Regions from separate parts of the Homo sapiens genome. Here region 1 is linked to region 2. Evidence: read pairs that join two places in POLR2A ChIA-PET (ENCODE). Cell type or tissue: Panc1. All regions are shown on one strand. Links, peaks and the distances in the headings refer to the core of each region. The heading gives the core; the rest is flanking DNA. Region 1 has its middle 94 kb from the start of METTL14-DT. Region 2 overlaps SYNPO2 (synaptopodin 2).

Region 1 (15,255 bases), core at 4,598-12,597, 320 kb before region 2:
ATTGCACCCTCCAGATATTCATTTAATAAAAACAAGTGCCTGCTTTGTTCACAGCATGAGATAGGTGCTGACAGAATTCAACGATCAGGAAGGTCCATTCTAAAAGAGTGAATAGACTAGCTAGAGGTATAATAAAGTTACATAGAAATTCTAGAACAAATAAAAACTTACATGTTCCTTTAGAGAGGTACAGGAATGTGTTCTGTGCATACATATGAAAGTTTTATTGTCATCTATATATTTTAAGGCAATTTTTGATTTTACAAAAGAATCTGTCGTAGGATTCCTCTAAATGAAAACCTTCCTGATTGAATTAAAACTGTCAGGAGGCTGGGCAAGGTGGCTCATGCCTATAATCCCAGCACTTTGGGAGGCTGAGACAGGTGGATCATCTGAGGTCAGGGGTTTGAGGTCAGCCTGGCCAACATGGTAAAACCCTGTTTCTACTAAAAATACAAAAATTAGGCGGGCATGGTGGCGGGTGGCTGTAATGCCAGTTACTCGGGAGGCTCAGGCAAGAGAGTCACTTAAACCCAGGAGGTGGAGGTTGCAGTGAGCCAAGATTGTGCCACTGCACTCCAGCCTGGGTGACAGAGCGAGATTCTGTCTCAAAAACAAAAACAAAACAAACCTGTCACTTGACCTACCACAAATGAATTTACATGCAGCCCTTTGGCCATGTGTTTACTGGCTAAAAGATGTCACTCCATAACCTCCTTTTATTTGTCTCCAAATTACAATGAGTTTAAGTGATAATTAATGTTAAGCAGCACCTAAAAAAGGCAGAATCCCAAGGTTGGAGGGGGTCACTAAACAGAGATTTCCATTTAGAAAAACAAAACAAAACAAATTCCTGTTCTCTATCTGAGAGCAGCTCCTAAACATGCAGACAAGACTTGACCTCATTCTCCTGTGTGTCTTTTCTGAAAAAATTCCTTTGTGCTCAGGGATATTGTGAGAAATAGAATTACATCAGTGAGTTGGTTTCTAATCAGCATGTGAACACCAAGTTCCAGATGGCAACGCACAGTTTCAATTTCACTATGTGCTGAAATTATTTATCGATCCCTATTAAATAGCCAGCAGCACCATATTCTGGACTAGACTTCAATAATTCTAAATGATTCAATCTGCTTTGTAAATATGGCTGCTGCAACCCGACTGTGACATTTCTGGGATGGCATTTCATTCTGTTTTGCCTCAGTGTATTCACAGGTGGCCAGTTCTTATTTACAGATAGAAACCTTCCACCTCGCTTCCTCCTTAAGATCTGTTAAGATGTGTTGAAGCTTTGAGAGTTCAGACCAGTCTCAATAATAGCAGAGATGCTGGTCTGGCAGCTGATGTCCCACTGGCTGTAGATCCCAATGAACATGAAGCTAAGAAAGTCAGCCCTGAGTATTGGGGAAACAGAGAAAGACAAGCAGGGTGGATGTGTGGTGGAGGAGGAAGGAATGAGGACGGTTCAGAACTTCGGGACAGATCAGGGCAGCCAGCTCACAGCATCAGGCCGGTGCTCAGATCTGTAGCAGTCAGTGCTCAAGGACAGACAGGGAGGCGTCTGGATCCAGGTGGTGGCAAGCTCATTAATTCATTTAAAAAACACTGATTGGGCATTGTCTTAGTCCATTTGTGTGGCGATAAAGGAATACTTGAGGCTGGGTAATTTATTTAAAAAGAGGTTTATCTGGCTCACAATTCTGGTGGCTGGAAGACTGGGCTTCTGGGGAAAACCTCAGGCTGATTCCACTCATAGTGGAAGGCAAAGGGGAGCACGTGTGTGCAGAGATCACATGGCAAGACAGGAAGCAAGAGAGAGCAGGAAGGTGCCAGGCTCTTTTTTTTTTTTCTTTTAATCTTGAAACAGTCTCACTCTATTGCCCAGCTGGAGTGCAATGGCGCGATCTTGGCTCACTGCAACCTCCACTTCCCAGGTTCAAGCAATTCTCCTGCCTCAGCCTCCCAAGTAGCTGGGACTACAGGCGTACGCCATCACGCCTGGCTGATTTTTGTATTTTTATTAGAGACAGGGTTTCACCGTGTTAGCCAAGATAGTCTTGATCTCCTGACCTCGTGATTCACCTGCCTTGGCCTCCCAAAGTGCTGGGATTACAGGCATGAGCCACCGCGCCTGGCCTGGGCTCTTTTTTAATAACCAGTTCTCCTGGAAACTAATGCCGCACCCTGGGCATTAATCTATTCATGATGGATCCGCCTTCGTGACCCAAACACCTGTTAGGCCCCGCCTCCAGCACTGGGATCAAATTTCAACACGAGGTTTGGGAGGGCAAATAGCCAAACCATAATAGGCACCTACTAAGTTCAGAGAAATATCTAGAGTCCAGGCAGATCAAGTCAAGACGCAGGGATCAGGAAACAAGGTTGCAGAAGTCAAGGAACAAGCCAAAGAGCTCTGCCAATAAATCCAGGATGAGGTCTCCGTAAATTCGTGTCAATTTCCATGGTAACTATCCCCAGGAAGCTTGCCATTTGGAGCAGGATTTCTCAAATAGTGGCCTCTAGATTTACAGCGTCACAATTTTGCTGGGTAAAGGGAGAATAGTGAAGCATGAAAAAAATGCAGATTCTAGTGTCGCAACCCAGACAGACTGAATCAGAATCCCTGAGGATTCTGAATTTCCAAGAAAATAAAGCCACTCACTTCCCATTGGGATTCTTCTGCAGCCTTTTGAGAACCACAGGTTTATAGGGATCTTTCAGTGACTTTGTTTTGGAAAATGAAAAAAAAAAATTTGAAAAAGCAGCTGCTGGAGTTTGGACAAAAGCTCAAATTTAAAAAGAATTCCCATAACCTCTTCATTAGATTTCTCTATCGGCACCACGGCAGTCATCGTTTACGTTACCGACACTGAACTTGTGAAATAAAGTGATGCTGGAAACGAGTCTGGAAGCCTGGCCCTCTGCACCCTCCTCCCAGTCAGAAGTACCTTTTTGTGAAGTGACACAATGTCCTGGTGAGACCGGCCCTTCCTGGAGGCAAGGACTTATGTTTTGCATATCTCTGTATGCCCCGCCTCTAACCCATGGCTAGAATATCGCAGAGGCTCAATCAATAATCAGTTAGCTCTGCTTTACAACCCAGCCCAAAATTCAGTGGCTTAAAACAGCTGTCTTGCTTTTGCTCAGGAGCTGTGAGCCAGCTGGCGTGGGTTGATCTACACTTGGTTCAGCTGAGGTTAGCTGTCAGCCACAGGTTGGGTCCATCTCTGCTCCACGTGTCTTGCATTGCCCTTGAACTAGCAGGCCAGCTAGGGCATGTTCTTCTCCTGGAAATGGCAGAAACCCAAGAGGGAAAAGTAAAATACATTGTAGCCTCTGAAAGTTTATGCACAGAACCAGCAAACCATCACTTTTGCCCCCATTCACTTAGGCAGAGGCAGTTACACGGCTAAGCCTGATGTTATGAGTAGGGGCAGTTTACATCTTGAGTGGAAGGAACTGCAAATTTACGTGGTAGAAATTATGGATTTAAGGAGGGATGAAAAATTGGGGACAATAGTTCAATCTACCACTGCTAGTAAATTTATGATCAAAAGCAACTTTTTGTATTTGCTGGAGGGCAGAATTCGGAAAATGGGGATGCAGGACAGTTTCAAGGTGACAGTGAATTACCAGCATCATAGATTCATTAGGAGGCTTAATATAATACTAATTACCAGCTCTATGTGCTGATGAAGACTGCTTTTGATAATTCGTAACATTTGACATTCTTTCATAAGCCAAATAGAAGAATATCGAAGGCCAATTGTAGTTTTACACACAGTAAGTAAACAAAAGAATACTCAGTCCTCACATTTTGCAACTCTGTGGGATTTGTGTGAGCAGTGAAAAGTTGTGGCTGCCCGCAATCACACATCTCCCCTGGAGAATTGAAGTGAAATCCCAGCCCTCATGTAGTTATGCCTAGAAATTACCTGTTTGTGATTTAACACTTGGTAAATGGCACTAAAACCTCATTAATCTTCAATTAGCCATAAATGGGCATCTCACATCTTACTACAGTTTCTTCATCCTGAGAAATCATTAGTCCTTTCTGGGCAAGGGCAATTATGTGAACAGGCAGAAAGCTCATCGCATAGCTTAAGTGCAGGTCTCCAGTCCATAATGGTACTTAAGACGTGGGGGCTGCCTGTGATTCTTGATTGATGCCGTGTGATAGCCTGGGCCTATTCCATCACGCCGTGATCCTCAGCACGCCTCCATCCCCAGGCTGCTTTTATCAGCTTGAGTGTTCCAAAAATCCCACTTCCTTGATTACTTCAGAGGACTGTTGCAAGGATAGAAAGGGTATGTCTGTTATTATTGGATCAGGATGTGTGTGTGTGTGTGAGGTGGGAGAAATCTGAGTCCCTGAATCCCCTGGAAATAAGAAATTGAAAATGCATATATATTCAGAATTTAAGGTATAAAAGGTAGAACTCTCCTTTAATCCAGTAGCACAAAATCCTCAATGTTCCTTGCATCTCTTGTGAACTCGATGGCCCTTGAATGACCTAATACATGTCTTGGTCCATCTTTTGTTTTTTGAGATAGGGTCTCTCTCTGTCACCCAGGTTGTAGTGCAGTGGTGTGACCACAGCTCATTGCAGCTTCAACCTCCTGGGCTGAAGCGATCCTCCTACCTCAGCAGGGAGTCCCTCAGCTACTCAGGAGGCTGAGGTAGGAGGAAGTTACATGGCCAAGCCTGAAGTTATGAGTTGGGGCAGTTTACATCTTGAGTGGAAGGAACTGCAAATTTACACAGTAGAAATTATAGATTTAAGGAGGGATGAACAACTGGGGCCAATACGGGACTGCCTGTAGTCCCTCAGCTACTCAGGAGGCTCAGGTGCTAACGATGTGCACCACCTCAGCCTGTAGGGACTGCAGGCATGCACCACCATGCCTGGCTAATTTTTATATTTTTTTGTTGTAGAGAGAGGATCATCTTATGTGCTCAGGCTGGTCTCAAACTCCTGGGCTCAAGCCATCCGCCTACCTCAGCCTCTCAATTGCTGGGACTGCAGGTGTGAGCCACTGCATCTGGCCCTTGTTCCATCTTTATGGCTTTTAAAACATCTTCTGAACACTTAGAACTTGCAGCCCTTATTGTTACAGTGCTGTGTGTGTGTGTGTGTGTGTGTGTGTGTGTGTGTTTCCTACCTGGCTTCCAGAAACCCAGCTCCTAAAGAGAAGTCCCCCAGCCCCTTCTGCTGCCAGCTGTTCTCTGCTGCGGGCCTGTCTTCATCAGGTGTTCCATTGACAGATGCTGCTTTTCTCCCCTCAGACCACCAGGGATGGCTCTACGGTTGCATCCACTGGAGATCAATTGAAGTTGGTCTGGATCTCACAAATGGAGTCCCTTTGCCACTGTGTCTATGAAGGATTCTGACTGCTGCTTTCACCAGTTTTCAGCACCACTAAAACACTTTGTTTCCTAATTAAGCTGTTTCCAGGTCTTTCCTGTCTCACAGTGGAAAATGACCTCTGGGCCATCCCTAGGAAAAAACATGTGTTACCACTGAGGTTTTTCCTGCATCAGACTGCATTAACCTCAAGAGCTCATGCTTGGATCATCATCCTTTTAAGGCAACTAAAATTCAAGTTCATTAACTATCCCATTCTATTCTGGCTCATTCTGCAGTTGGTCAACCTTGTTCTTTCTTAGAGCAGATACCCTCACCTCTTTCCTTGTGACCATGGGTATTGAGGGGAAGTTCTCTACAGATGGAATCTTTCTTTAGCATTATTTAGTGGGTTTGTATTCTCTTGTAAGTCTTTTTATCCCCTCTCCATTAAAAAGCAGCTTGAGCTATGTGTACGTGGTGAATTCATCACAGTGTTCTGGCAGGATTTCCAAATACAGGGAAAGGTGATTATAAAACAATTCCTTATGTGATAAACTTGGATAGACCGCCCACAGACACATTTTTGATTGTCAATGCTAATTGGGACAAGAAAGAACATGGGTAATTGAAATTCTCTGCTATCCCACAAATGCTATTTTAGTTGCTCTGGTGGTTTTTTAATGTGTCAGTTTAGCTTGGTTGAATTACATTTCCCAAAATTACCTTTCCTATTGGTTTTTGGTTGGGATGGGCCACAAAACAGATTCTTCCAGGAGATTTGCGGGGAGCAAGGAAAGTTGCAGCCATTGTGTAGCTCACACACCTTGTCACTCATCTCCTGGCTCACCTTGTTCGCATGAGGCAGGGGTCAGGCCTGCAACTGCTCCACCCTCCCAAGCCTGCCTCAGCTTCTCCCACTCCTGGGTATGTGTTGAGCTCTTGGATGGTGTTGGTTACTGCAGGACGTTCAAGGTCACCATCAAGCTCAGATGCAGCAAGAACTGAAAAAGACTTCGGTCCATTTTTGTGGGCTCCAGCTCAGCTCCTTATTGTGGTTTCACGTTGCTCTTCCTCTTTTTTTTTTTTTTGGAGACAGAGTCTTGCTCCGTCACCCAGGCGGGAGTGCAGTGGTGCTATCTCTGCTCACTGCAACCTCCGCCTCCCAGGTTCAAGTGATTCTCCTGCCTCAGCCTCCTGAGTAGCTGGGATTACAGGCATCTGCCACCATGCCCGGCTAATTTTTACATTTTTAGTAGAGACGGGTTTCACCATCTTGGCCAGGCTGGTCTTGAACACCTGACCTCATGATACACCTGCCTCAGCCTCCCAAAGTGCTGGGATTAGGCGTGAGCCACTGTGCCTGGCCTGCTCTCTTTTAATATCCATCTTTCCTTTCTGATATATTAATAGTTTGTATACTTGTCCCACCCAAATCTGATGTTGCATTGTAATCCCCAGTGTTAGAGGTAGGGCCCGGTGGGAGGTGACTGAATCATGGGGGTAGAATTCTCATGAATGGTTTAGCACCATCCCCTTGGTGCTGTTCTCACAGTAGTGAGTTCTTGCAAAATCTAGTTAAAAGTGTGTGGCACCTCCCCCCATCCTCTTGCTCCTACTTTCACCATGCAACATGCAAGCTCCTGCTTCGTCTGCCATGACTGTAAGCTTCCCGAGGCCTCCCCAGAAGCCGATACTGCAGCTATGTTTCCTGTACAGCCTACAGAAGCGTGAACCATTTAAACGTCTTTTCTTTATAAATTACCCAGTCTCAGGTATTTCTTTACAGCAATGCAAGAACAGCCTAACACACTTCTCAACTGCCCACCCTATAGACGTCAACTTCCCTCAGACACAAAAACAGCTTTTCAGAGATGACTTAACCAGCTCCCACAATTGCTTAAGGTTAAATACCTCTGTCAACCTAAATAACAGAGAGAAGCTCTCTAAAAGATACTTATTTGGGAATAAAGCACTGCAGTGGAAATATGCATGCAGCAGTAAACTATGTTGGTATTCAGGGCGGTTAAAGGAAGACAAAGATTTTTAAAGGAAAAAATAAGGAGGATTACATAATTGTTTTTGAAATAATTATCCTGGGCTACAGAGAACAATAGCAAGGGTGATGCCAGTCCGAGAGTGTATAGGCAGTCGCTGGGCAGATGTCCTTGCAGGAGTATTTTTTATGTAAGGTTGTGACAGCCTTTGTGCTAAGTTGTAGTTTTTATTGCTTTTGGTGGTCGTTTCTGTTAGCAGGCATGTAAGCATGAGAATCCTCTTCATGTCTTTCCCTGGCTCTATTTGTCAAGGTTATCTTAACATAAGTGACTCCATTTCGATGCTGACAAATTACATACCTCTAACAAAACCCTGTATATATCTATTTCTATCTCTATTATCTCTGTCCCTACCATCTCTATCTCTATCTTCATCTCATCTCTATATTTCTTTTTCTATCTCTCATCTCTGTTTCTCTCGTCTATCATTTCTATATCTCTAACACCTGTATCTATATCTCTATTTCTATCTTCTATAAAATCTCCTAATGCTTCTGCTTCTGGTTGACCTTGACTGATACAGTTGCTATGGTCAAATGACTCCCAACCAAGTAAGAAGAAAGGTTTTGAGGAGGTGAAGCAAATGTCCATATTCTGGAGTCTCTGGAGAAGAGGAAGGGGCCTTGCTAGGTGGAGCAATGCTGACTCCACTTTCCTGAGCTTGGGCTGGACTTTCACTTCCTGGTTCACAGGCTGCTGGTAAGATTTGTCTCTCTCTTTTTTTTTTTTTTTTTTTTTTTTTTTTGAGACAAAGTCTCCCTCTGTTGCCAGGCTGGAGTGCAGTGGTGCCTTCCGTGACGTGAGGCTTCCGTGACGTCACAAGGGTGCGCCCTCCGTGACGTCACAAGGGCGCGCCTTCGCCGACACCATAGAGGTGGGCCTTTGGCGGCGTCAGAGGCGCGGGTGTTCGGCTACGTCACTGGGGCGCTACGGTTCCTGGAGCTGGGCAGTCTTCTCGTCAGAGTGGGGACTGGTAAGAGCGACCTCCCCGCCAGGTCCTGTGTGTTGCCGGCTGAAGAAGGGTAGGTGAAAAATTCAGACCCAGCACAGTGTTTATGTTGGTCAAAAATAGAAAACTATGTCTGGCGCGTTCGAGGCGGGAGGACCCTTCAGGCCAAGAGCAGCCTAGCAACATGGCGCAACCCCATCTCTGTAGTCCTACCTCAGCCCCCCAGCTACTTGAACCCAAAGGTTCAAGGCTCCAGTGAGCTATGATCCCACCACAGCATTCCAGCCTGCGAGATTGAGGTAAACCCTGTCTAAAAAAATTTAAAAACTATCTTAAGTGTGCAACAGGGAGGGACTGCTAAATAAAACATGAGGCTGGCTAGGCCCTACTGTAATCCCAGCACTTTGGGAGGCCGAGGCGGGAGGATGGATGGCTTGGGCTCAGGAGTTCGAGACCAGCCTGGGCAACATGACGAAACCCCGTCTCTACAAAAGATACAAAAATTAGCTGGGAGCGGTGTGCACCTGGCCTAATTTTTGTATTTTTTTCTAGAGATGGGGTGGGGGGGGGGGCCTCGCTATGTTGCCCAGGCCAGTTTCGAACTCCTGAGTTGAAGTGATCTTCTCACCTTGGCCATCAGAGTTGTCGGAATTACAGGCGTGAGGGACAGCGCCCCACCTGGGTTAGGCTACTTAATAACATAAGAAAGTGCTCCGCCAGGCTCAGTGGCTGACACCTGTAATCCCAACACTTTGCGAGGCCGAGGCAGGTGGATCACCTGAGGTCAGGAGTTGGAGACCAGCCTGGCCATGGTGAAACCCAGTCTCTACAAAAAATACAAAAATTAGCCGGCCGTGGTGGCGCATGCCTGTAGTCCCAGCTACTTGGGAGGCTGATAAAGGAGAATTACTTGAACCCGGGAGGCAGAGGTTGCATTGGGCCGAGATCGCACCACTGCACCCCAGCCTGGGCGACACAGCGAGACTCCAAAGTTTGACACCAGCCTGGGCAATGTAGTGACACCCTGTGTCTACAAAACAAACAAACAAAAACCCAGGCATAACTGTGTCCACCTGTGGCCCTAGCTAGTTAGGAGGCTGAGGCAGGAGGATCACTTGAGGCCAGGAGCTCAAGGCTGCAGTGAGCTATGATAATCCCACTGCTTCCCATCCTGAGCAATAGAGTGAAAGCATGTCTCTAGATAGCTAGCTAGCTAGCTAGCTAGATAATTGATACGTAGTTTTGTATCAAATTTTTTCCCTGGATTTGAGCATGTTTTTCTAAAGTAGCATTCAACACATCAGCATTTTACAGTGTTATTATTTGTTAATATGATTATGTTTTTCTGAAATACAGTGTCCTTTACAAAAGCAGTTTTGTCTTTCAAAGCACATAGATAAGGCCCTCAAGTGAATTTGTCTGATGTTGGCGACCTTGGTACCATTTTGTCCACTTGATTGGAAAAGCCAGTCAATAATCTCAGGTCACTGTTGGCCTTAGAAGAAGAGCCCAAAGGCAACAAGCAAAGGCGCTGGTGTCCAGTCGCCTTCTAGAAGCATTTTCACTTTCCCTTAAGGTTTCCCTTGATGAACATAGAAGTACTGTATGTAGAATTGACCCAGTGCTGCCTTGGCAACTTTGTATATTAGGCCAAATTTACATTTCTTACCTTTATGAGAGGCACCCTGGTAGGCTAGTGGAGTTACACACAAAGTCTGATCTCAGCTGCACTGTCCAGAGATGCAACACGGTCCAATCAAATAACATTCTCTGAGCCCGTTTCTTTAGCTGTGAAAGAAGAATAACATACCCATCTAAAAAGGCAGCTTATTGTATTTGATTGGTCTTTTATTTTCTATGAAACTGTGTTTAACACAGTAATTATTTTCATTTGTATACTACATTTGTGTTGTGTTTTTGGTTTTAGTTTTGTTTTTGAAATGGAGTCTTTTTTTAGTGGTTTTTTTGTTTTGTTTTGTTTTGTTTTTGAGATGGAGTCTTTCTATTGTCACCCAGGCTAGAGTGCAGTGGCATGATCTCCGCTCACTGCAACCTCCACCTCCCAGGTTCAAGTGATTCTCCTGCCTCAGCCTCCTGAGAAGCTGGGATTACAGGTGCCCACCACCACGCCCAGCTAATTTTTTAAATATATTTTTAGTAGAGATGGGGTTACAACATGTTGCCCAGGCTGGTCTCAAACTACTGACGTCAAGTGATCCACCCGCCTTGGCTTCCCAAAGTGCTGGGATTATAGGCATGAGCCACGGTGCCTGGCTTGTTTTAAAATAAGGGTTTCTTGGCTAGGCATGGTGGCTCACACCTGTAATCCCAGCACTTTGGGAGGCCAAGGTCAGTGGATCACCTGAGGTCAGGAGTTCGAGACCAGCCTGACCAATATGGAGAAACCCTGCCTCAACTGAAAATACAAAATTAGCCAGGCGTGGTGGTGCATGCCTGTAATCCCAGCTACTCAGGAGGCTGAGGAAGGAGAATTGCTTGAACCCACGGGGCGGAGGTTGCAGTGAGCTGAGATCGCACCATTGCACTCCAGCCTGGGCAACGAGCAAAACTCTGTCTCAAAATAAAAAAAAGATTTCTTAAAATGATATTTTCAGTATTTTATAGATGATGTGTAAGCAGCAATCTTAATAGGATGTTACCAGACACTTTGCGAGACTGGCAGCTGATTTGATCCAGATGTCTCTAATTCTTTTTTCTTTTTCTTTTTCTGTTTTTTTTGACAGAGCCTTGCTCCGTCCCCCATGCTGGAGTGCAGTGGCATGATCTTGGCTCACTGCAACCTCCACCTCCCGGGTTCAAGTGATTCTCCTGCCTCAGGCTCCCGAGTAGCTGGGATTACAGGTGCGCGCCACCATGCCCAGCTAATTTTTTGTATTTTTGGTAGAGACAGCGTTTCACCATGTTTCATAAATAACATAGCCCTCTTTCTTTCCTTCTCTCTCTCTCTCTTTTTTTTTTTTGAGACAGGGTCTTGCTCTGCTACCCAGGCTGGAGTGCAATGGTGCAGTCTCGGCTCACCGCAACTTCAGCCTCCTGGGTTCAAGCGATTCTCCTGCCTCAGCCTCCCAAGTAGCTGGGATTACAGGCATGCGCCACCACGCCTGGCTAATTTTTTCTTTTCTTTTTTTTTTTGAGACGGAGTTTCGCTGTTGTTGCCCAGGCTGGAGTGCAATGGCACAATCTCGGCTCACCACAATCTTTGCCTTTCGGGTTCAAGGGATTCTCCTGCCTCAGCCTCCCGAGTAGCTGGGATTATTGGCATGTGCCACCACACCCGGCTAATGTTGTAGTTTTAGTAGAGACGGGGTTTCTCTATGTTGGTTAGGCTGGTCTCAAACTCCTGACCTCAGGTGATCTACCCGCCTCGGCCTCTCAAAGTGCTGGGATCACAGGCATGAGCCATCACTCCTGGCCTAATTTTTGTATTTTTAGTAGAGAGAGGGTTTCACTCTGTTGGCCAGGCTGGTCTCGAATTCCTGACCTCAAGTTATCTGCCTGCCTCGGCCTCCCAAACTGTTGGAATTACAGGCATGAACCACCATGCCTGGCCAGCTCTGTTTCTTTAAGCCTACATGTTTTGCACTTGTTAAAAGTATTTGAACGTACAATTACTCAGCTTCCCTTGTTTACGCGTGAATTTTGTATAATCTTAAATATTTTTTCCAATCTAAGCTTTATTTTATCCCGTTTCTTATATATTTGTATAACTTTAGGCGGCTATCTTCATTGAAAGTTTTTTCTCAAAAGCCTTAAGATAGAACATAGTTCTTGGCAGCAATTTGAAAGTTATTTGAGGAGAAGGGGAGACTTACAATGATGATTCAAATGAAGGAAACTAAAAAGTAATGAAGCAAGGCAGAGGAAAAAGCAGTATTCACTTGAGCACATCCCAAAAGAATAACATTTCAAATGTAACTAGAAAAAAGTATGCTGAAGTTCGCAATACAGAAATAATTATTAATAAGATAGCTTTAAAGCCCTGCTCAGCTTGTGAATGTTGGGAATTGACCCAGAGGTGGCTGTAACCTAAGATGGTTCCTTCAGTAATGACCATTTTTTCTTTTTCAGGATGATGATTATTCCCCACCTTCTAAGAGACAAAGACCAACGAGCCACCACAGCCACCAGTCCCAGAACCCGCCAATGCTGGGGAATGGAAAATGAGGGAGTTCAACTCTGGTAAGGTCTCAGCAAAATCCATGACCTTTTCCTTTATCTTCTGGACTCTCAATGTGACTGATGAAAGTTACCACATGCTCTGCAGGGGGAAGTGGTTTAGCATGTATTACTACATCTTAATCACATCTTTGTAAAGCCAGGAGCATTTTACAAGTCACGTTACAGACATTGTTTAAACATAGTCTGTATTTACCAAAGTATAGGACATTGTATCATCTCATATTAATTAGTTAGTTGGCTCAAAATTAGTGCTAATGACTTAGTAATTCAGTGATTTCTGTTAGCTTTAAAACCTTTATTTCAGAACTATTTCACCTCTTGGTTTTCATTTTTGCTGTGTGTCACTGCCTGCCGGCTGCTAATTTATTAACTCCCAGTGAATCATGTGTCCTGTGAAGGGACTGAATATTAGTGGCAATTTATGTTGATGATTTGTATTTTGAATAAATAGTTTGAATACATAGAACATTAAGCTTGTATACATTTTGAAAATAGTATTTTAATATTCTACTGTGTCATAGTTACAATGATTGGATATATATTGAATTTATATGTACTTTAAGTTGTTATATGTTTATGGTCTTTAGCATTCTAACGTGCAATTGTATATCTGTTAAGTCTTTTTTTTTTTTTTCAAGATTAGACTCTGATTTATTGAGGCATCTGTTTGATGCCACATTAAGTGGCCCAGGCTTTGTGTAGGGATTGAGGTTAAAGCAGGAAGAAGGGTGGTGAGAGGCGGGGTACCAGGATTAGGTTGGAATACCTGGGGGTGCTCTGAGGCTCCCCAAGTTTCCCTGGTCTTGGCCGGCTGTGCTGCTGGCCTGGGCATCTGATGGGCCTGCAAGGGTGGTCCAGGGGCTAGGGCAGGGACTTTGGAGTCACGCCGTTGGCTTTGAATCCAGACTCCTACACTTGGTAGCTGTGAACTCTCCATGCCTCAGGGACCTGCAGAACTGAGCTCTGTCTGAGCCAGGTTCCATCCAGGCACTGCGGATCCATCCAGAGGGGCACTGCCTCAGGTTGCTCGCTATTCACTGCCTTCTCAAGCAGACCCTTGTCTCCTTCTAGGCCCTCACAATCCAGTGGAGGAGACGAAACTCATCTGCCTCTGTCCCTCTGGGCACACCTCATGCCAGGTGCATCTGTGGACAGGGGCCATGCTCCTGGGCTTCCAAAGTTGGAGAAAGCTGCCAGGCTCAGGTGGGTACATCACAGCAGCTGCTGCCCTCTGAACACTGTGACAAAAGAACACTCTGGGCCTGGAGCCCTGGTCTGGGGCATTGGGCAAGGCTGTTGCACTTCTCTGATCCCATTTCCCCATCTGGAAAGTGCGCTGATTGTATCTCCCTGTGGGCACTAAGGGCTCAGTGTTAGCTTGAGAGCCAGCATCTGGGGTTTGGGCTGTAATTCCCCGTCAGCCCCATAGCTGCGGGGAACCAGGGACTTTGTTGGGATTACCCTAGGCATCAGTTTAGCTTCCTGCCCCTGGCTTGGGCTCAGCACCTGAAGTAGTCTAGGGGGTAGGTGGTCCTGGTGGGGGCTGGGGCTTTTACCCAGACTGAGGTCACACCCAGAGCCAGAAGTCTTGGTGCCTGCTCTGGGCAAAGGTGCCAGCCTGTGCGACAAGAGCGAAACTCTGTCTCCAAAACAAAAACAAAAAACCTTGCATCATTTCAAGGGGCTCACACCTCCCTAAGGGCCTGGTAATTGCGTGGCTCTGGCCTGCATCTGGCCCCGAGGGTGTAGGTAACACTTCACCTTACCTGGTTTCTTCCTGCCAGGGCCAATCTTCAGACCTCAGGACTTTGCAGCCTATCCCACCTCCCCTCTGGCCAGCCTTGAGCCCTTGTGGGTCCAGCACTTTTTCCAGGCTGTCTCCTGGTTGTCCTTCTACCTCGAGGCCTGGCTCATGCTGCTCCCCCTCCCACTCTCCAAGACCCACAAGGACCACTCCACACCCAGCTCAGCCCCATCCCCTCAGATAGTCCTTTCTCTTTCCTCAGGTGGCCAGGTGCATATCTTGGTGTGAGGACCTTCACTGTATCTGGGAATGCCTACTGGTCACCTCGGTGACAGAGACCAAGGCATTTACCTGATATGAATGTCTTGGTTCACTGTCTACATGGCTAGGGAGGGAGTCAATAATAGGCTTTTCACTTGCTGCAAGGGCCAGTTCTCCTGGCCCCATGGCTCTAGGGATGGAGGATGCCGCAGGAGATGCACCGCTCACTTCCCAGCTGAGGACTGTGGGTCATCTCAGGGCGATTTCACAGTCCCCACATGCCCCACCCCCTCAGCTCTGCAAATACCAAGCAGTGCAGCCTGTCTAGGGGATGATGGGCTCGAGAGTGCCCAGGTAGTGCCCAGAGTGCCCTTGGCAGGCCCCTCACCTAGCTGCTTCCACAGCTCTGTAGCAAGAGTTCTAACCTTTTTTGACCGTGAAGCCTGTTGTGGACTGTTTTCCCAGAAAGGCATGTACATGCTCTCCACACAAAACCTTTCATCGTGGCCAAGCACAGTGGCTCATGTAATCCCAGAACTTTGGGAGGCAGAGCCAGTGGGATCACCTGAGGTCAGGAGTTCAAGACCAGCCTGCCCAACATGGCGAAACCCTGTCTCTACTAAAAATACAAAAAATTAGCCAGGCGTGGTGGCAGCCACCTGTAATCCCAGCTACTCCGGAGGCTGAGGCAGGAGAATC
Region 2 (15,255 bases), core at 4,590-12,589:
GTCTCGAATTCTCACATGGGCTCAGTGTCCTGGAGCCACGGTGGCAAGGGAGACTGCAGTCATTGGAACCCTTTCCTATTTGATACTTAGATATTATTGTTTTGATATAGCTAATGTTATGATATAGGGGCTTGTTCCTCACTGGTATTTCTAGTTAAATGATTTGCATTTTTTTGCACTTATGTTGTCACCCTGCTCTTTGAAAGTAGGAACCCCATCTTTTCATAGTTCTTGGCATATTACAAAATAATGCTTTCAAGATGAATGATTAACATATGCCACATAACATGTATAACTAGATACTTAAGGCAGGCTGATATACCTGTTGAAAGGTTGTTGAATAAATGAATGAATGACTGTACATCTTTTATTGTTAGTTCAAGAGTGGCAACTATTGAAAAGCCTGATTTTGCTGAGGTTTTGCTTTTTTTTAAAAAAATAAGCAACTTATATAAAGAGTAATTAGAAGAGTGATATATATATATGTTGTACATGTGTGTGTTCAGATTTTTAATGTAATAGTATGTAGTAACAAGATGCAAATCCAAGAGCTTCAGTGGAAAGACTGTTGATTGAACTGAGAATCAGGAGACCTGAATTCGAGGTATGAGTCTAATTTCTCTTACCTCCATTACCTTAACTATATCACTGACACTACCTGGCTCTCAGTTGCTCTATTTATAAAACAAAAAATTTAGAGTTGATGATTTTAAGGTTCTTTTTGATTAGAGCTATTTTAAATCAAGACAATAATGAGAGAAAGAAAATGCCCATGAGTGGTCATATTGTCTCAGTGAATTTGAAAAATAAGGAAGTGTTTTCTGGAAAGGATAATTATTTATACAGTATTGTTTGGGGATTTTATTTGAATTTCTCCAAATTATAATTTGTATCTTTGTTTAAAAAAGAGAAGAGCTCTCAAAATGCTACCAATTTAGTGTGTACCTTACTAGATCTTTTTTTATGCCTAAAATGGTATTTTAGCAAATTACTATTGAATTCAGCCTTTTCCAATGCAGCTCCTTTTTAATTATTTTATTATTTTTATTTTTCTTAGGAAACAGTTTGCCCAGGCTGGACTGTAGTGGCACCATCATAGCTCACTACAGCCTCCAACTCCAAGTGTTCCTCCCACCTCAGCCTCCTAAGTAGCTAGGACCACAGGTGTGTGCCACCACACCCAGCTAATTTTTTTTTTTTCTATTTTTTGTAGAGACAGGGTCTCGCTTTGTTGCCAAGGCTGGTCTTGAAATCCTAGTTTCAAGCTATTCTCCCACCTCAGCCTTCCGAAGTGCTGGATTACAGGTGTGAGACACTGAGCCTGGCCCTTTTGAAAAATAAATGCTTAATTATTTTCTTTTCCTTATAACTTTTTAAAATAATGAAGCAGTTCCCCACCATACGAAAATGTAATCAATATGTTTTTTAAAAAACGTCATTAACAGTGCATGGATTTAAACACAATTGATCTTTTTATAAATCTAACTTCTTTACTCAAACTTTGGATCCAATATGATTTATAGCTTTTATGTTTTGTTTGCCTTCCCCCACTAGAAATCCCAAAGAAACAACTGATACAGACCATCTTGTAGAGTTAAAACCATTCATTTCCATTATTAAAACTGCTACAATACTCTGACTTAGCTGTCTACTTCTATGAAGCATTCAAATTTGATGGAAATGGGAGAAGAGAGGATATGTTTGACATTGTTCATCTATTCCTTAAACCGCTCATTTGGGTAAATATGTCAAAGAGAAAAAGGAGTCATTGGTATACTTGGACTTGATTAGTATAGTGCCACATCTTAAAATGCACTGTTTCAATCAAATCATGGCTGTGTCCTACAAATGACTTCTTTACAGTCTATACTGTAAACCCCTAAAATAACTAGAATTGAAAATGGCTTTAATTTTTGAAATATAAAAATGACACATTGTCATTATAAAAGTAATTCAAACATTACAGAAAAGGATAAAAATAAAGGAAAAACTATACCAGCCAGAAATACCACATTATTAACACTTTGGGGAGAAAGTTTTCAGACCCCTCTGTACACACATCAACTCACAATCACTCTTACCTTCCATTCCATGAAAAGGAATGGTACTTAATGTGCTTTCTTATTAAATGACACATCATGGACGTCTTTCCATGTCCATGAATACTGATTTACATCATAATTTTTAATGGCTGTGTAGTATTATACATTATATAGATTGACCGTTATTGACTTAACTAATTCCCTATTGAACATGTAGGTTATTTCTAATTTTTAACCATTACAGATAGTGTTGAGATGAATACTTTTGTATATGTAAAAGATATTTACGCACTTTTCTGATCATCCCTCTAGAATAAATTCCTAAATGTGGAGTTGCTTAGTATGAGAATATGATAAATGATGGCTTTCTTAAAATTATTTCCTTTCTTTTATTTTATATTTTTGTAAAAATTAAGAATATGTGAATTAATTTGAAGGCTGTTTTACACATAAAGAGAACTTTTCTTATCATGTACTTGTTACTCATTATATTGGCCAATACAGATTTCTTTTGGCTGATAAAATAAGTATATGTCAATGTCAAATAATCTAGGTAACATACTTCCATTTCTAAACATTTTAAAATATTAATAGTGATTTGGTACTTTAAAAATTGACTTGAAAAAATTTTTGATAGAAGAAAATTCTCACATTTTAGTTCGATTAGATTTCCAGATCGTTTCAGGATAAAAAACATTCGTAAGTATGATCAATGTTCTAAAAGCAATGGGCAGGAAGGTATTAAAGCTTAGGAAGTCTGGGTTTGCAGCTTTTCATGGAATTATCAAGACAGGATAAATCAAATAAAAAAATCTATCCTAAAAAATAATTAAATTCTGGTATCTCTCTTTTGGGAGATACGTGAAAATAGGTTGTGCACATGATAAAGCCTTATAGAACAGGAGTTATAAATGCCGTCATACCACTGCCCTACTAAGGTTATAGGGTCCGTTTCAAGAGAAGGCCGTTGAAATTTGGATCTTGTAATTAATTTTTTGTTCTAATTCACAAAAGTACTATAAAAACCTTTATTTTGTTTTTAATATAGTTTACAGAATTTAGTTTTAATATTGCTTAAAGATTCCTGACCTATCTGGTTGTTAGAAAAAGGAACTAAATAATGTGTTTTTTAAAAGATTGGGCCCCCGTAACATAAAGGCATAGAGGAATGGCCATCTTCTGATCCATTGTTCAATTATCTGGCACTGCAGATGTACCCCTCAACATGCCCAGCAGCCTGACCTGGAGTCCAGATTCATGGGAGTGACTCTGCAATGAAATATGGACACACGGCTCATATGTACCCTCGAACATCCTTGTGACATTAACAAAAAATACCTGTGATTGCAAATTCACACTGAGGGATGCCTAGTATAGAGGATAAAGCTCTTTTCAGGGTTGTGAAACATACGGGGGATGAGAACTGACATACACGTAGACATCTATTCCATTTACATGGCTCTTAATTGAGTTTTGTCTTGGTAATAGGGCTGGTCCTGAGTAAGCCTAGGCTAAAAAGATGTCCCTGGGGGTATTGACCTACAGGAGTTGATATGTTTGGGGGTGTGGGAGAGGGGAGAGCATGTGTGAGATATGAAGATGCCTGTTCCCTGGACTTGCCCAGGAACACTCCAGTGGAGAGAGAGTACGTGGGAACTTAGGAACTGTTTTCCATTAAACTCAGGACACTAATTGTGCCAGAGTCCAGGTGCTAATGTGGGACACAGCACTGTGGAAGGGTGTTTTCCCACTCTTTTTTCTCATACATAGACAGCTTTGATAGTGGCAGATGCAGAATAAATTGTGGGCCCTGCCCACGCTTGGGAAGGCTGGAGCAGAAGATGTCAGTGAACTTATTCCTGTGCATGGAGGAGCAGAGGGAGATGCTGCATCTGCTGCCGGGGCTCTTGAGCCAGCAAACTTGCAATTATTAGTGTCCTGGGAGCATTGCCATTACACTTATATCTGTGTGATTTCCAGGGCCCAGCCTGAGTCCATATCTCTGACTCTTGACAGAAGTTGGTATCCACATACCAAAGGTTATCTATAAACTAAAATAATTACAAATGAGACGACACCGCAGTTGTACAGTGGCATTTACTGATCATTCACAATGCGTTCCTGATCTCTTCCATTTGTTGAAAACAGATGACCTGAGCATAATTCCACCCCCTTCCCCATTATTTTTTGTTTTCCATTTCCAACGTCTATTTTACTATGACCTCCAAATCATTCATGTAGCTAAAGTATTGACGGTTCACCAGTCCCTTCTGGGTTGTTGTGTTCAATCTCAGATTTCTGTCTTTGCAGCAACACATGTGGCTATTTCTCACTGTTGTTTTCTCTTAAAGATTGTTCCAGGTGCAGAGTTTGACATGATGCTTCTCCTCTCCTAAACCCTGACTTGTAGCCTCCTTGTGACAGGAGACATTATGTAAAAAAGATGTCAGGGGAGAATGAAGGGAGAATGAGATCAGTCAACTTTGTTTTTCCTTTCTGTGCTGTGATTGTTTTTCCCTCTCAATTTTCTTTTGACCTTGCATAACACGCCTATACTCATATCTGAAGGAGGTGCGTTGCACCGGGAATTTCCATTTTTACAGCTTTCAAAATTCCCTTAATCTTTATGAGCCCAAATGTTTAGAAGTTACTTGTTTAATTATGTGTGTGTGTGTGTGTTTATGAGAAATATGGTGCACTTAAGTATTGCAAATTTCTGCTAATTGATAAGATAGACAGGGAAAATCAGTGTGCTGATTTCCAAACAAAGAGAAGAGTGCTTTTAGGGACTAGTGGCTTCAGAGAATTTTCACCAACTACCTTCACATTTCATAGAAAAGCTATATTGTTTAAAACTTTAGCATGTGGGTGGATGAGTGTGTGTTTGTGTGTGTGTGTGAGTGTGCAGTCTAATCCAATAGTTCATTCTGAGCTAGGTTAAAAAGAACACAGCACCAGAACAAATTCTTGTTTCTTATTTATGTACCCAACTACTTTTCTTTTTTACTTTTTTTTGAGAATCATCCTTTAAAGTCCAGTTGTTTTCATGACTCCTCTCCCAACAAAACATGAGTACTTTATTTTCTAAAATTGTCAATGCCTTGTGCTGTCAATGCCTGTGCAGTTGGTGCTTAATGATATAGTGTTAATTTATTTTGACTTTTCCCAAGTGTATGTACTTTTCCCCATAGAAAATGGCGAGTCTCTTACAGACAGGAAATATACTTTATATTTCTTTTATCTGATGATTTCTCACACATAAAAGATCTTTAATAAGTATCTAAGAGATCTATCCTGGATTTTCCTATTTATTGTCTGTCCTTTAGTCCTCGGATGAAGCAAAGATAAAAAATTTTTGGTTTAAGAAAATCTAATTGGTACGAGGAGGAAATGTTGAAGCTAATGCATCTTTGAGTTGAGATATCAAATCATTTTATGCTATGCCTAGGTCCATTATCAGGGATAATTGGGAATTGCCTGCATTATAACTGCATGAACTGCCTTGGTTATCTATTAATATGGATCAGTCACAAGGAATTTCTCTGCTTCTCTCTTATAAACTCCAGATGTACGTCTGAGATTAATTCAATCTTTGCTTTCCCCGATTCACCATTTGTTTTTCTATTCAATCTAGTCACCTTTCAAGCAGCTGGAGTGGAAATACCAGAATGTTCATCTCTGATGCCTGATCCTTTCGTTCTTTCTTTTGTTGTTTTATTTTCTTTGTGCATGCATAAAAGTTTCTTGGCAAGTTCCCATGATAGCATTAAAAACTCTATAGTCTCTGTAGTTTGCATGAAGTCTCTGTGTAAGAGTCAAAGGAAAACTATGCATGAAAGATCATAGGGAAGGTTTTGCCATCTCACCATCATGGGAAGAAATAAGAGATACCAACATTTAGAAGCTCTTTAGATCATTAATTCTAGGAGTTGAGATGAGACATGAACTAAAAATTATTTTGTTTACAAATCCCATTTTCATTCAGCAACTCCCCCCCTCCAATCCCACAATAGAGCTAAATACAATGAACACATAGACTTATACAGTAAAGAGAAATTTCCCTAAAGGCACAGAGATGAATGACAGGTTAAGCCAATTGACAGGATCAAGTCTAGGTGCAAAATAAGATTGATTAAAGAATGCCAATGAGTGAAAATTATGGAAAGCATTAATGGGCTCATAAAATCTTAGAATTTGAAAGAGATATCTCTTTTGATATAACCTGCTTCTAGGTAGAGGACTTCTTTTTACAACATCACTGATAAATAAACCACTAGCCTTTAAAAAATTAGTTCTGATCACGAGATGCAATGAAATCTAAAGAATTAATTGTTGATCATCATTAAACAAAGAAATTTGTTTGTTTGTCAGAGGCAGGATCTCACTCTGGTTGCCCAGGCCGGAGTGCAGTAGAGTGACTATGGCTCACTGCACCTCAACTTCCTGGGCTCGAATGAGCTTCCCATTTCAGCCTCCCCAGTAGCTGGGACTACAGGTGCATGCCACCAGACCCAGCTAATTTTTGTACTTTTAGTAGACACAGGGTTTCACCATGTTGCCCAGGCTGGTCTCAAACTCCTGGACTCAAGTAATCCACCTGTTTCAGCCCCCTAAATTGCTGGGATTATAGGCATGAGCCATGGTGCCTGGCCAAAAGGAAAAAATTGTTTAAAAATTTAGGTAAATCTTCCTTCTTATAATTTCTTATTGATTTAAGTTCTACCTTTAGTAAAAACTTGACTGTCTACTCCTTGTTTCTATGACAGCTGTTCAAATAAAGACTTTTCTATAAATTCTAACCATTTTTTCCCTCTAATTATCCTTCCAATGGAACTTATCTACCTGAAAGCCCTAGCTAGAACAGTACATGCAAAATCCACATTTAATTTAAATAATTATATTTTAAGGTAGTACCAACTAGATAGTAGTTCAGAAAAAAATAGGACTTTAGGGTTTTAGTTGGGCAAGCTCAGTATAATTAGCATTGAGACTCAGCAGTTATAAAACAATCTCAGGCATAATTAACAGAAAAACGTTTAGCTAAACACATGGTTATTATTTTTGTTTGTAGCTTCAACTTCACTGTAAGAATTATTTTTTCATGTAATTTTCCAAGTTGGGTCTATGACCATTAGAAGAGTTATTTCAAGGCAAAATCAACCATACTTCCCAGGTTTATGGATTCCAACTAATTGTTAGCATTAGCTTTTGATATTCATTTTAATTCAGTAAGCATATACTTACTGTTTGCTTTGTGCAACAGTACTATGCTAGGTTCTAGGGTGAAAAAGACATTATCCTTGCTCTTAAGAAATTTTCATGGAAAAGGCAGATTTATAACTATTATACAAGATGACAAGGCTTTAAAGAGAGGAATATATTAATATAATGTATTATGAAATACAAATCATGAAAAAATTAATTCTGCATAGTATCATCAGGGAGCAATAAAGAGAAGTGTTAACATTCAAACTAGACCCTGATGTCTGAATTGGACCGAGAACTTCCAGACCTAGGGAGTACCTGGAGCAATGACACAGAAGGCTTGCAAGATCATGGCATGTCAATGAATGGCAAGAAGTCTGTAGAGACTAAACTTTTTCAAGAACATTCCAGCTCTGGTGTTATAGTTTCAGTTACAGTATTGTGAGAAAGGTCAGTGAATTATGTATAAAACAGAATTCAAATAGCTAGAATTCAAAATGCTCATCTTGAGCCTTCTTTCATTTATTGTTTGTGTGTGTGTGTGTGTGTGTGTGTGTGTGTGTGCAGCAGAAAAACTCATTGGTGTGTTCCTGTAATAACATTCAAGCTCTACACTCATTTTCCATAGTTTGTGTGAGGTCTTTGTGTCAGGGTCGCAGGAAAACATTGTGAGAAAAGCCATAATGAAGATCTTGCTACCTCACCATCATGGAAAGGGTTAAAAGATACTTTTACAACTTCTGAGTTTATTAACTCAAAGAACCAGGTTTAAAAGTCTCTGTCTTCTTCCTTTCAAATGCATCATCTTATTCATTAAAAATTATTTCTCCCAAATTCTTATTAAAGATTTCTAAACAGGGAGATGACATTATCTGATGCATACTTGGGTAGATGACTGATGGCAATGTGGAAATGGATCAAAGGGTGGAGCTTGGAGAATGGTGATTACCATACGCCATGTGAGAAATAATAGGATTCTAGATCACGCCCATAGCACCAGGGCTGAAAAGGAAGAAACATAGACAAATTAGAAGGATATAGGATATGGATGGTGGGGTCAGGAGAGGAGTGGACAGTAATTTGATTGTTTCATCTTGGATGACAAAGGGATGGATGTTGGATTTATTGAGAGATTGTATTAGAGGACGATGAGCAATTATAGAAAAAAATAAATTTAATTTTAAATAAATTGAATTTAAGTTATCTATAGAGCATACAGAAGGAGATTTTTAATGCAGAATTAAGAGTATCAGTCTGGGTTCAGGAGAATGGCCAGGGCTAGAGGAAATCTAGGGATAATAGCTGAAATACCTGAAGCAAGAAGCCAAGAGAACAGAGTATGTACAGAAAATTGGAGAAGACCAATAATTAAAGTATGGACAGAGAAAGAAGAGTCAATGGAAAAAAGTTAAAATAAGTCATTAGAAAGATAGAAAGAGGATAAGTATTTCTGGTAAGTTTAAAAAGGAGAGTATTTCAAGGAATTATTTATTAGTGACAGATATTGTGGGTTCAATGAAGAGGTTGGTAAGAAGACCACACATTTGATATCTGGGAGGGTTTTTTTGTGATATTTCTCAATAAAATGATAGGGATGGAAGCCACATAATAGTTGGCTGAGAAATGAGAATTAGAAGACAGCAAGTGGAGACATAGAGTCTAGATAATTATATTTAAAGTTTGGCAGTAAAGGAAAGACAGCAAATAAAATGTAATTGGTGAGAAAACAGGAAGAGTGAAGATGGCACCTACTTGAGGGAAAAGATGGCCCAGGAAAGTGTTTCTTAGAATATTGGTAGGAGAGGGAGAAAGACTGAGTAAGACAGGGTAGTTACTCTTGTAGCAAAACTAGTGGAGTTGGAAAGGATTAGAATTCACTGAAGTTTGTGCTTAATATGTTTATGTTTTATATACTTCATTTTGATATTTGGAAGTATTTATTATATAATGAAAAATACTAGATGCAAAAAAGTTCTACAAAAAAAAAAACAGAAAAATCAATGAATAAGGTCACTGTCTGAAAGCCTTCTAAAGCATTTGAGCCATAGATCATGAATTTTTAGTTATTTAAATTTATTTTTAAATTTTACTTTGGATAACAGGAATACGAGAGCTGAAAAATTATAATTCTTAGTTCATAGCACACTTCTTAAATTATTTCTAATAATATCATAAACATATGTAATACCAACTCCCCAAACAAAAACTAAGATAATACCTGATGTCTGACATTAACGACCTCAACCCCAATATTATCACCCTGCCTCTCCCCACCTGAGGTAACTGTCATTCTGAATTCTATTCCATTACTTACCTTTCTTTTTATATAGTTTTATTGAATATTTACACATTCCTAGAAAGTAGATATTTTTATTTTAGTTGGTTTTAGCTTTTTTAAAAGGGTACCATGCTGTATGTAATCTTCGGGACTTGTTTTTCCACTTAAGATATTACCACTAGGATTTATCCATATGGCTGTAACTCTGGTTAATTTATTTTTTCTAATGTGTAATATTTCATTGTGTGAGTATCCCGCAGTTCACTCACCATTCTCTTGTTGATGGGCATCTGGGTTGCTCCAGGTTTTTGCTATTGTGAACACGTGTTACTAGAACATGTTTCCTCTTGTACATGGGCAAAGACTTCTTTTAGTTGTATACCCAGGAATGGAATTGCTGGGTCATAGGTTTGTAAATGATCATGCTTAGGAGAAAATGCCAAACTCTTGTTCAAGTTGATGCATGATTTTACATTTCCACCAACAATATAAAAGGCATCCTGCGGCTCTACAACTTCTTAATGCTTCATTTTATTAGACTTTTTATTTTTTTATTTTTATTTTTGCCATTTTGCTAGATATAAAATGGTACCTAATTGTGGTCTTGATTTCTATTTTCATGACTACCACGTAAATTAAATATCTCTTCATACATTTATTGGCTGTGTGTTCTTTAGAACATTTTTACATTAAATTGTTTGTGTTATTGATTAGTACAAGTACTTTATATAATTTTCATATTACGCTTTGTTCATTGTATATATGGTGAATGACCTTTCTATATTATAACCCATATTTTCATGTTATTTAAGGTTTCTTTTGATGAATAACAATTTTAATATGTCAAACTTAGGGTTTTTTGGGTTTTTTTTTTTTTCTGAGACAGAATCTTGCTCTGTCATCCAGGCTGGAGTGCAGTGGTACAATCTTAGCTCACTGCAGCCTCAACCTGCTGGGCTCAAGTGATCCTCTCACCTCAGTCTCCTGAGTAGCTGGGAATAAAGGCACGCACCACCACACCCAGCTGATTTTTGTATTTTTTGTAGAAATGGGGTTTCACCATGTTGGCCAGGCTGGTCTCGACCTCCTGGGCTCAAGTGATCCACCCCCCTCAGCCTCCCAAAATGCTGGGACTACAGGGGTGAGTCACAGAGCCTGGCCTATTTTTTTCTTTTATAGTTAATGGTTTCAGGTTTTGTTAGAGAAATCTTTTGCTACTCCAAGTCTAAGAAATATAAACCTATTACTTACTATTAGATCTTGAGTTTTAAAATTATTATTTTAAAATGTTTTCTTAAAATGTTTTACCATATATTTTTATAATAAACTTTTTATTCTTAGATATAATGCTGTTTTTGAAGTTTCAGAGCATTTCTGCTTTCTTTTTCTTCTTCCTCTTCCTCTTTTATTTTTCTTTCTTTTTTTTTTTTTTTTTTCTAGAAACAGGGTCTTACTCTGTCCCCCGGGCTGGAGTGCAGTGATGCAGTCATAGCTCACTGCAGCCTTGAACTCCTTGGTTCAAGTAATCCTTCAACTTCAGCCTCTTAAGTAGCAAGGGCTACAAAGATGCGTCACCATGCCTGGCTAATCTTTTTTTATTTTTAGTAGAGACAGAGTCTTGCTCTGTTGTCCAGGCTGGTCTCCAGCCCCTTGCCACAAGTAATCCTCTTGCCTCAGCCTCTCAAAGTGTTGGGATTACAGGCCTGAGCCACCGTGCCCCGCCCTTCTGCTGTTTTCAAAAAATTTGTTTTAATCATCTTGGAGATGTAAAGTCATTTGATTAAAACACAAAGAAACAGGCCAGGCACAGTGGCTCACACCTGAAATTCCAGCACTTTGGGAGGCCAAGGCGGGTGGATCGCCTGACGTCAGGAGTTTGAGACCAGCCTGGCCAACATGATGAAACCCCGTCTCTACTAAAAATACAAAAAAATAGCTGGGTGTGGTGGCGAGTGCCTGTAATCCCAGCTACTTGGGAGGCTGACAGGAGAATCGCTTGAACCCAGGAGGCAGAGTTTGCAGTGAGCCAAGATCGCACCATTGGACTCTAGCCTGGGTAATAAGAGTGAAACTCCATCTCGAACAGAAAACAAACCAACCAACAAACAAAAAAAACAAAGAAACAAACAACAAAAAAGAAACAAACAAAAGAAACTCACCTTAAATTCAGAGAATTCAACCATGGTAATCTCTTCAATGAATAATAGTGTCAGAGTTTTGTGATTCAATAGATGAAAATCCAGCTTTTTAATTTTTGAATTCTTCTTCTGTAGCTTTGCTGTTAGAAATAGAAACAATTTGGTCAAAACCAAAACGTGGTTTCATGCTATGTAAATACATGTGCATATATGAATGTTTGTCCCTTATTATATGTGACTTCCAGGCAGCAATGCTAATACAATATTTCAATCTGTAAGAACGATTTTGTGTTACTAAATAGGCATCATCATTTATGCTTTTGAAAAGAGATTTTTTATTATGCCATGAGTCATTTCTCTAGTCCATTCTGAGACACTGATAAAAAAGATTTGTGATAGAAATACTTTGGTATAATGTAAGGAGAATAACATGATTGCAAAATATTGGAAAAATAGCTAAATATATAGTAGCAGGCCCTATATACTAAATTTTTACATTCTGTCACTTTCTAAATTCAAAGAACAAAAAAGTTAGAAGTACAAACTGAATTGGCAGTTTTCCCATCAAATTGTTGAGTTAGGTAGAAGAGAAAGTAGGTGAAGAGTGCCTGCTGCATGAGCTTACCTTTAGCAATCCTTCCCATTCAGCTTTTTATACAAATTCTTTGCCATACAAATTCCACATTATAAAAACTTTCTAGAAACTGAAAGTTCTTTTTTTAAACTTTAAAAAATCCATTTTTTAAACAATGTTTGCCAACATATAATTCCAAACTGAAACCAGATGTCTTAATGTTTGCTGAAAAAAGTTATTTTATCATTTCACATGTACCCAGGTGTGTATATTTATATAATTTGTTTATATGTAATAGATTATGGTATATGAAAAACATTAAACAAACCTACAGATGTGTTTGGCTAAGTGGTTCATCCAATAGGTAATGTATTTTACACATTATTTCATAGTATTCTGTTCGTTGGTTGTTGAGACTATGTTCAAATAGAAATGGAAAGGGGTTTATCACTAGAAACAGGTTTGATTTCCTTAAAAGGCAGTTGTTTCTTTTTTCCTTTGCTTCTCTGGAGAATTGGCTGCAAACTGGGAATAGTTCTCCTCTGACTCATTTGCAGAGCAGCACTAGAGCATATAGAGTTCAGATAAAATTATAATGAAACATTCTAATTTGATGATGTGGAACAAGAGAGTAGTTTCTAAAAGAAAATTTTACAGATTGCGTTTACTTAAATCTGCTTTGCAGATAAAGTAAGTTGTTCCTTAAAAACAACTTAGTCCAAACATCGGGATAAGATTTTCATTTGCCTTTCAAACTCAATATTGCTAGTTTGCCAGAAGACATGACATACACAGTTATATTAGGTAGCAATAATTTAATTCTTCATCAAGTATTTTGAAGGTAATGCAATGACTATTTTAGATTTCCAAGTCCATCAAAATACAGATTAAAAAGTTTTAAAATGTTTTTAAAAATATTATTAATTGTACCAACCAGACAGAATATGCTAAAATTAGGACTATTATGAAACTAAATATACATTTTAAAAATTCTATGGCAGCACCAGCAGAAATGTTTTGCCATTTTTAGCATGGTGTTCCTAATGAATATATGCTTTGAATACAGACACTGATTCAGTCATGTGCACAAGTATTCAAAAATACTCATTGAATATTTAATCAAAAAGGCTTGCTTATTGAATACTTACATAATATGAGGGAGAGCAAATATTAGGCATTAATATGACAGGAAGCGCTAGTCGATCATTGCACTCATTCTTCTGAGCCTGGATTGAGCCTCCCTGTCTCTCAAGCTTGTTTCCTTGTCAGTCATTTGGAATTGATGAGAATTGGACTTTGAGCTGAAACCTCTTTGTAGTCACTGTACTTAGCCATACTCCCCTCTCATAATTTGGCTACTTTTTGCATACCGAAGTAATTGACTGAAAAAATAAAAGTTTATTCATCTAGGTATCAACTTTTAAAGCTGTTTTGATGTCAGTAAACATCAGTTAAGGGCATACCATAAATCAAACTGGGCTCTAGGGATGCCAGGATGAATATTATAAAGTTCTTCTCTTCAAAAAGCTTACATATTATAGAGGCAGTCAAATATGTGACCCAATTAGTGTAATATGATTTTGCAAGTGTTATTGTAGAAGATGGTATAGGGGACAGTGGAGGCACAAAAGAGGATGGAGAGAGATCGGAAAGTTTTCTAGAAGGTGGAATATATAGCTCGAAATATGAGAAGGTGTCTTTCAGGATGGAGGAGAGAATCACAGAAAGTGTTCGAGGCAACAGCCTTAAGGCATAAACCAGCACGATCTGTTAAAGAGACTGAGTACAGGAGTTGGCTACAACCAGAGGCTCACTATGCAGCAAACAAGATGTAGTGGAGAGTTAGGCAGGAGCCTCCTCATTCAGGGACTTGTGATCCCTGCTAAGAAGCTGGAGTTTGATAATGGCAATGGGAATCCACCACAGATATTTAAATAATGGGAATAATATGATAACTGGTGGAGAAATTATTGGACGGATGAGAGACTGAAGGCTGGGAGAGCAGTTATAAAATTATCATTTTAGTATAGGTGGCAGAAATTAGTGGTAGAGAAGAGGAGATAGATACCATTGATGCAAAATAATTGGATCCTGTAGGATAAGGTGGTTGAAGAGTTGTGGGAGGCAATGAAGGAGAAAGAGGAATCTGGGATGACTTGGATATTTGAGCGGAATTTAGAGTAATTTGTGAAAACAGCGACTATAGGAGAAGGAATAAGTATGTAAGGAAAGATAAGGAGTTTACTTTTATGTATTTTTAGAGTGAGTTTGCTGAAGGACAGCCAGGGTGCCTAGTAAGCAATTTTATATAAGAACTCAGAGCTCAGGAAAAGGGAAGGACTAGAATTCATCTGTGTGCAGCTGGTGGTTGAAGTCATTGGAGTGAGTGAGATCACCCATGTCATAAAAAACAACTTTTATCTAAGTGATTCGACTGTGCACGTATTAGAGTAAATACAAGAACACTTGGCACCCACAGTAGGCACAGCACCAGATACTTGTTCTGTCTTGGACAGAACTCTAAGAACAAAATAATCCACCATGGAACAGAGGAAAGGCAATAATTTTCTGTCTTTCTCTAAACTGTAAAGTAATTTAACCATCAAAAGAACTCTTTGTAGTTTGAGTGTAATGTAAGAAATATGTATTCCATACCCCAGATTTATTAAAATTGCATATTGGAACAATTTTGCTGAGGTTAAAATAAATCTTAAAACAAATAAATATTTTCACAGTACACATATGAAACCATTTTTTTTTGGACACCAATCATATAATAACCAGGCAGTAGGTGGGCAAACTGGCCAAATCAAGAATGATGTCTGGCTGGGGAAGATTGTTATTAAGATCCACCTGATTTCTTTTCTTTTTTCCTTTTTTTTTTTCTTGTTAGAGAGAGGGTCTAGCTCTGTCACCTATGCTTGAGTGCAGTGGTGCCATCATAGCTCACTATGATGTCAGACTCCTGGGATCTGGAATCAAGTGATCCTCCCTCCTCAGCTTCCCTAGTAGCTGGGA

The links. ChIA-PET counts read pairs that join two places held together with the same protein. Peaks named below come from ENCODE experiments on the same cell type or tissue, not always from the same donor. Only the 100,000 strongest peaks of a DNase experiment are listed, where the experiment ranks them.
Region 1: POLR2A ChIA-PET joins it to region 2 with 16 read pairs; 2 of 35 experiments call an interaction of 5 or more read pairs at or near these places.

Annotation. Positions count from the first base shown.
Region 1 is chr4:118,583,472-118,598,726 of GRCh38, forward strand. It overlaps the pseudogene LOC729218. Among named protein-coding and RNA genes, the nearest start is that of METTL14-DT, 94 kb to the right of the region's middle. RefSeq lists enhancers at 8,114-8,393, 8,901-9,808. In Panc1, for the core only: no CTCF peak of the experiment used is centred there; a DNase peak (open chromatin) is centred at 8,230; H3K4me3 peaks cover 1,053 bases; H3K27ac peaks cover 847 bases.
Region 2 is chr4:118,905,787-118,921,041 of GRCh38, forward strand. All of the region lies in intron 1 of SYNPO2 (synaptopodin 2), which reads left to right. Among named protein-coding and RNA genes, the nearest start is that of SYNPO2, 25 kb to the left of the region's middle. RefSeq lists an enhancer at 11,418-11,918. In Panc1, for the core only: no CTCF peak of the experiment used is centred there; no DNase peak of the experiment used is centred there.